2 separate regions of the Homo sapiens genome follow, and region 2 is linked to region 1. Evidence: chromatin loops called from intact Hi-C (ENCODE). Cell type or tissue: A673. All regions are shown on one strand. Links, peaks and the distances in the headings refer to the core of each region. The heading gives the core; the rest is flanking DNA.

The links. A loop is a pair of places that touch in the nucleus more often than their neighbours do. Peaks named below come from ENCODE experiments on the same cell type or tissue, not always from the same donor. Only the 100,000 strongest peaks of a DNase experiment are listed, where the experiment ranks them.
Region 2: it touches region 1 in a loop (6-fold over the local background); 6 of 110 quality-filtered maps call a loop at or near these places.

Annotation. Positions count from the first base shown.
Region 1 is chr12:127,284,680-127,288,457 of GRCh38, forward strand. It overlaps LOC124903050 (a long non-coding RNA gene), which reads right to left. Exons shown (of 3, transcript XR_007063523.1): 3 at 1-1,282. Among named protein-coding and RNA genes, the nearest start is that of LINC02376, 2.3 kb to the left of the region's middle. In A673, for the core only: no CTCF peak of the experiment used is centred there; DNase peaks (open chromatin) are centred at 1,802 and 2,192; H3K27ac peaks cover 2,346 bases.
Region 2 is chr12:127,149,102-127,152,879 of GRCh38, forward strand. It overlaps LOC107984449, which reads left to right. Exons shown (of 5, transcript XR_007063517.1): 4 at 1,101-1,211; 5 at 1,311-3,778. It overlaps LOC105370062 (a long non-coding RNA gene), which reads right to left. Exons shown (of 4, transcript XR_945515.4): 4 at 854-1,515. Among named protein-coding and RNA genes, the nearest start is that of LINC02405, 91 kb to the left of the region's middle. In A673, for the core only: a CTCF peak has its summit at 1,504; a DNase peak (open chromatin) is centred at 1,580.

The sequences.
Region 1 (3,778 bases), core at 764-3,263:
GTACATCAACCAACAAGGAGACAGAAGTACAGCTCAAATCTGTCTTCCTGTGCTGGCTTTAAGGCAGTAATTTTATTAGAAAAGGTTTAGGGGTGGATTCTGGGGTTAGTAGGTAATTGGTAGAAGGAAAAGGGAGGTCTGGAAAGTCCTCAGCCTCACACAGTTATCTCTTCATACCTCCTCATGGGTCTCATGTGCAAATTTGGGGGTAGTTAGTATGAAACTTGTGTTGAAATTCAGGCTGTGACATCAGCAAGCTTGTTCTGTGCAGACTTTATTTGGCCACATTGGTTCCAACCAATTTCAGCCAGTTCTTTTTATCTCATAAGCAGAGGGAGTTTCAACATCTCCACACGTTGTTTCTTTTTTGTCTGTCATCTTATAAACTCAAGAATTGCAGTGAGTTACTAGTTTCTTTAACTCTGGGGCATGACATCACGTGGACTGTGCCAAGGCTTCTTGGGCAGGATGCTCTGTAGCTGAGATCACCCATGGCCACATCCTGGTCTCATTCTTCTTTCTCTCTTCAATTAAAATTGTTTTCCTGTAGCCCCAAGAGCCTACAAAGTTCACAGGAATCTTATGAGAACATGCCCCATTGTCTCATAGGACCAAGCCTTTGTCTGAGTAATGTACATGCTTGTTTGTGTATCTTTTGCCTCGTATTACAAAGTTTGTTCTTGAATTGCATGTGAGCCCCATGTAACCCTGTGAAACAGGAAGTGTTGGCCTCATTGGATCCAATTTTCAGAGGAGGCCCAAAGAATTTAACTGACTTACCAGAGGGCATCTAGCATGTCACCAAAGGAGCAAAGGTAGAAGGTGGCTCCTGAGCCCTCAGATTCAATGCTCACTTATTTCAATGCCTCATGTCACTCTGAAGCCATGAGGTAAACTGAGAAAGTGCAGCCTCTGGGCTCCCTGCATGGGCAGCACTAGTCTATGAGCATTCTGTAGCACAGGTGCAGCCATGACGAAGACGAATAGGGCAGGCGTGTGCTGCCCACAACACGGAGGAACAGAAGCCCTGCACTTCTTCAAAGAATCCTCATTTACTCACAGTCATTCAGCAAAGCAGCTCTCTTTGCTCCTCATAGGCAAAAATGTTTCTCCATTACAGTTTTATGGTTCATACATGGAAAGTATAAACCACAAAGAGGAAGGATAAATCAGGGCTGAGGGAGACAGAGATTCCAATTACCATTATTGATTTTTCACTGTATAGAAATATGGAGGGATTTAGTGTCCATATCTTCAGTTACTATGTCTCAAACCACTGCATCTGAAAAAAAAAAACACCAAAATGTGACATTCTGAATATTATCGCCATCCCAGAGATGAAACTTAGATCCCGTAACAGTTTGGTATAAAACACAAGCAGAATGCTATAGCCACAGCTCACCTCCTCATAACATATGTTACTCTTTGGAGAAAAACACTTGAATTAAGAAAGATTTTTCAGGATGAATTTTTTTAAAACCTGAGAAACTGAACAATTAGATTCAAATACGTGCAGTAAAGTTTTGGATCCAAACTTTGCTCCAAAGACAAGACTGTATGCTTACCATTTTCAAAAGAACGAGTAAAAAAATTTTAGAAAGTAATGGCTTAAGATGAGGTTATTTGTGGATGAATAATAATTCTGGAGCACTTGAGGCAGCTTCATTTGCATCTTGTCAGAAAATGTTCCCATCACGGCAGACAGAAACTCCTGGAGCTGCATTACCCATGCATCTGCCCATTCATAAAAGTGGGTTTCTATTCTCCAGGGGCCCTGTGTCATAGAAGGCGGGGAACAGACCCCTGGTGGAATGGGTGATGGTCATCTTTGGGACAGGAGATGATTTAGATACTTAGACAGTCACAGAATTATTTTAATCACAGAATAATTTCACATTAATTATCTTTGAGTCATTCTCATGGAAGTGTACCTTTTACCTTTAACCCTTGCCGATCTTCTCTCTCTTTCTTTCTCTTTCTTTCTGTCTTTCTCTCCCCTCCCTCCCTCCCTCCCTCCCTCCCTCCCTCCCTCCCTCCCTCCCTCCCTTCCTTCCTTCCTTCCTTCCTTCCTTCCTTCCTTCCTTCTTTCCTTCCTTTTCTTTCTTTCTTTTGAAACAGAGTCTTGCTCTATCACCCAGGCTGGAGTGCAGTGGCATGATCTCGGCTCACTGCAACCTCCGCCTCCCGGGCTCAAGTAACACTCCTGCCTCAGCCTCCCTAGTAGCTGAGATTACAGATGCCCTCCACCAGGCCCGGCTAATTTTTGTATTTTTCATAGAGGTGGGGTTTTGCCATCTTGACCAGGCTGGTGTCAAATTCCTGACCTCGGGTGATCCATAGGCCTCAGCCTCCCAAAGTGCTGCGGTTACAGGAGTGAGCCACTGCTCCTGGTCCCAGTCTTCTTCCATAGCAAAAGGACACAGGCCTCTGGCAGAGAGCTTTGACAAGAAACTAAATCTGGCTGGAATTCTTAAACATTTTGTTTTAATATGGTTTTGCATGTCTTCTGTTTGTGGCAAGTGATGGTGACCTTCTATTTAAAATAATAAAAAATGTGTCTTTTGAAATTATTTCAAGAAAACCTATGTCACTTTAAAGATGTGTTTGTGTGTGTTTGTGTTTTTGTGCATGCATGGGTACACAGATTAACAGCATGCGCTGTCAGACATGGCCAAACCTACGCAAGGGAGTGCTGGGTACTCAGAGTGATCTTGTGTTACGGGTACACAGGGGCTGGAGTGTGGGAAGTGCAGGCTGGCGAGGTGGGCATGAAGCGAAATGTACATGAGCTGCTGAGCTCACGTCACACAGGTGACAGCCTTGTGTCCACCATGTCCTCACTGGCCAGCTTGGCTAGCAGTAGCGGCCAGTCCACGTTTAGCGTCCCCCATTCCTCTTGGTTCTGAGGAGCTCCTAATTTTGTTAAATCAAATAATGTTTTCGTTGTTTCTGTACAGTTTGAACACGGCAGGTCAGTGCATTGGATTCAGGCCTCAGGCCTCCAGGCTGCAGCTCTGAGTATCCTTGTCCTTTTGACAGACAGCCGAATTACCTCTCTGGGGACCTTCCCCACACAGCCTCATTGCTCCACTGGCCGCAAACCTCTTCCCCAGCCTCATCAGACTTGATGATCCCGCCAGAAGGAAAGAGGGATGGGAATTCATTCACACAGAAAATGATGACTGATGAAGCTTAATCAGTGACCTCTCACTGGGGAAACCTGGATTAAAAGGATTTTCCTGGGCAACAATGCTCTGGAGTGCCTGCTCATAGCTCTCTTTCTCCTTCCTTCTGGTTGATGCAGCCAGCATCCTGTAATAATCGATGCTGGACACACAGCCACTTTCCCAGGCTCTTCATAGATGACATGGGACCCAATATGGGTCAATGGGACCTGCAAAGATATCAATGAGACCTTCTGTACAGCTTTTCCTGCTTACAAAAAGGGGCGTGAGAGAGGATGAAGACAAAAAACTTGCCATCTTATTGCCTTCGGATGTGAATGGGTGAGGATGTGATACTTGGAGTTCTGGCTGCCATATTGTGGCCATGAGAAGATAAGGTTAAGCCAGACGACATGCCGGAGGGTGCAGAGAAGAAAGAAAGAGCCTGGAGTCCTAGAAACATAGGAGAACTCCTGAGCCAACCCTAAGACCCCGGCTTTCAGCTTCTTGATATATGAGATATCTCCTCTTGTTTACAGTCTCCTAGTTGAATATTTTGTTACTTGATACTAATACAAAGTAGCACCGAGGAGCCCAAAGAAACAGGGATTCTG
Region 2 (3,778 bases), core at 538-3,037, 140 kb before region 1:
AGCAATAAACTGGCTTGCAATGGTGATGTATTCTATAAGGCAGCCATTGTTGTCATAATGCTACATAACACTACCCGAATCTCAGTTGCTTATAATTCAAGTACTTATTTTTCTTGTCCATAATCTGTGAATCCTGCTGAAATCAGCTAGACTTTGCTCCAGGATGAGGGATTGGTCCAATTCTGTTCCATCTTTCCACGCATCTTTCATCAGGTTATTAGGAAAGAGTACACTTCACTGGCTGCTCTACTGGGAGGCTTTATCTCCATTAAGTGAACCACAGAGAAAAAAGAAGAGAAGAGTTTTACTTCTGTCATCTGGTGATACATTGCTTTGGTGAATACAAGAAACCACAGGATAAGCAACAGGGCTCTTTGGTAAATTCCACAGGCTCTCCTGATAGGGCAGCCAAGTCTTTTCCCAGTAGCCAGCCCTTTGCACTAAAACATGTGGATTTTATTTCTATGGATGTTGTGAGTGTGGACCTAAACTTCTCTAAGAGAACTTGTATTTCTCAAGCCTAAAGATGTATTACATTTTTTTGTATTTGTATTTGATCCACATAAAGAAGGGGAAAAAAATTTGTGTGTGTGGATAGCATTCCAAGAAGGAACTCTAGCCCCAGGAAAGCTGCTATTTCTGCTCTTCTCCAGCTACCTGCCAACAATTTGTCCTCAAAAGAGGCTCTTTCTGACTATTTACAGATCTGTCACTTACAGATTGGCAATTTTCATGCATTTCATTCTGCTTTGCTTTACTTCATACTGGCATCATCTTTATCAGAAGGATATATAAATATAGATATATGGATATCGTTTGTCTTCCCTTTCTCCACATTAACATATTCCATGAGTGCAGGAAGTGAAATGGCATCTTTATTTCATTACTCTCTGGTCCATAATACATTCCCTGGCACAAAGGGAACACTTAAATACTTAACTATCAAAATAAAAAAATAAATAAAATCACTGGATATGGAACATGCTCATTATTAAATGTTTTTCTAGCACTCTACCAGAAAACTATCAGCCACTGTTCCACCACGGTGCTTTCCCTCTCTTGCTTCTTGCACCTCCTCTGATGTTCTTCCTTTTTGTTAGTTCCAGTTCCACATCACAGTCACGCAAATGTAAGAGAATGGAGAATGCAGTCCTTTCTCAGCTGGGCACAAAGTAATGCTGAGTGAAACAGAAGTTGTTATTGTGGAAGAGGTAGGTGCCTGAACTGGGTGTCTCCTGATAACCTTTCTCCCCATTGCTCTGTGTCCCATATTCAGAGTAGACTCACCAAAGTTCTCCTTTGCTTTCTAGCTTCCAGTCGATTTTGAAAAATTCAGAGCATGGGCAAGACATAGCAGAAAAAGAAATTGTGATTGATTGGAGTATTTATTTTCCTGGCTTCCTCCATGTGGAGTTGCTAAAGACCGGCTGCATCTTTCAGCTGCAATCACAGCTCCTGCCTGGCAGCCTTCTCGGTCTCCAGGTTGTAGGAACCTCTTTGTCTTATCTTTCAGGCCTGTGGGTGGCAATAATGTTCTTTATTAGTACTAGCCTTAAGATTTCACCAATTATTCCAGCTGTTTACTGGAAACCACAAAAAGCACACTGACTGACATCGCCACTACGTGTCTTTCTTTTAGGGGCATAATAAAGTAGGAAACACATTTATTGTCCTCCAGAGAGGGCCTCCAAGTCAACTCTGCATGTCTGACTTGCCCCAACCATTTTATGGAGTGCACTGAAGTGTTTTAAGGTCCTGCTTCCCTTCCAGAACAGCACCTTCCTTAGAGTGACTTCTTAGTGCTCCTCAGGCTCAAAGCCAGACCATGAAGATGTCATATTTTCCCTAAAACTGAAAGCTCCTTGAATCAAGGGAACATGGATATTTGACTCAACTGCTCTAGTCTTGTAGCAGACAAGACGCTGCTTCCAGCTACAGATCTTGAGAAGGCTGCCTCGCACCTATTTAAAATAACATGAAAATCAGTAGCTCACATTGCAAAGCCGAAAGAAGGAAATCCTCCAACTTCAGTCACTTCAGCTGTTCAACCAAATCCTTAATACATAGGGCTCTTTTCATCTCTCTGTTCAGCTGTCCACTAGAACAGCAGTCCCCAACCATTTGGCACCAGGGACTGGTTTCATGGAAGATAATTTTTCCATAGACTGGGGCAGGTTGGGGGGATGGGTTCAGGATGATTCAAGTAAATTACATTTATTGCGCACTTTATTTCTATTATTATTATATTGTAATAAATAATGAAATAAGTATACCACTCACCGTCATATAGAATCAGTGGGAGCCCTGGTCTTGTTTTCCTGCACCTAGATGGTCCCATTTGGGAGAGATGGGATACCGTGATAGATCATCATGCATGAAGTTCTCATAAGGAGCGTTCAACCTAGATCCCTCACATATGCAGTTAACATTCAGGTTTGTGCCTACACTGCTCTGACAGGAGGTGGAACTCAGATGGTAATGCAAGTGATGGGGAGTGGCTGTAAATACAGATAAAGCTTCACTGGCTCACCTGCTGCTTACCTCCTGCTGTGTGTGGCCCGGTTCCTAATAGGCCACAGACCAGGGTTGGGGAGCCCTGCACTAGAAGTTTCATTTGATCTATGTGCTCACATCATCACAGAGAGTCAAAAAGACAGAGAAATAATCATTTCCCTAATCAAAAACTGTAAGGTCCCTTCCTTTAGTCTGATTGAGGCAACTCAGGACATGTGTTTACCCTTGGATCAAACATTGTCATCAACAGGATCCTGGGTTTATGCATCTTGGAGCTGGCAATTAGGTCAGCTTTTCTGAAGTACAAGGAAAAAGAGAAGAAATCTTAAATCAAATTAATGTTCTCTTGGGAATGAGAAAGGGATTTGTATGTTTGTTTTCCAGGAGATTATTTTATTCTTTTTCTTCTCAGCATCTTGCTTCACCTTCTTTCTCTCCTAACCTGGCTCTCCCACTCTGTGGTCCATGTTTCAGGACCCCGTATCTGACCAGTTTCCAACTCATCTTCACTTGGGAGTTGGCTGTGAAGAGACAGGCAAGTCTCTTCATCAAGCAGGAGGAAAACATACAGCGGGAAGGAAATATGAAACGACCTCATTTCTAGTTTAACCCTTTGGATCTCCTTTGTACCACGTCTCCTTGGATGAGAAGAGTCTCCCTCTCATCAGCACATTAAGGAATCTACCATACAACTTCAGTCTTCAGTATTGCCAAAGACTAGTAACCTATGCTCCAAGAGTTAATGACTATAAGTGCATCACTGAAGCCTGTAGAAAAAGGCCCTGATGCCTCCTGCCCTAATAATTTGTATGTGTTTATTTTTTTCCATTTGCAAGATAGAAAACAAACTGGTCTGGTTACAACTAACCATAGATTTGCACCAACTATTAGAAATGGATTTTTTTATCATCAGTTTTTTTTCATGTTGTGTTCATGCTCATCCCTCAGATATTTATGTTTCAGTCTTGGGTAATTTATTTCTATTTACTTTAAATTTCCTTATGAAATAGTTTCAATTATATCACAGGTTGTTATAAATAGTTGGTGTTAAATTATATAGAGGTATTACATTGCTACTTAATGCCTGCATTTGATGTGGTTATTACAATGGTGACGCTATAGATCACCGTAGCAACAAAAACAAGAATTCATAGCCTGTTTCAAACATAAGAGGCTGAAAATATTTCATAGTTATTGAAAGCTGAGGTATGAAGCAATTTAAACATTTAGCTGCTGAGTAATTGGGATCTAGAAATACATCAAC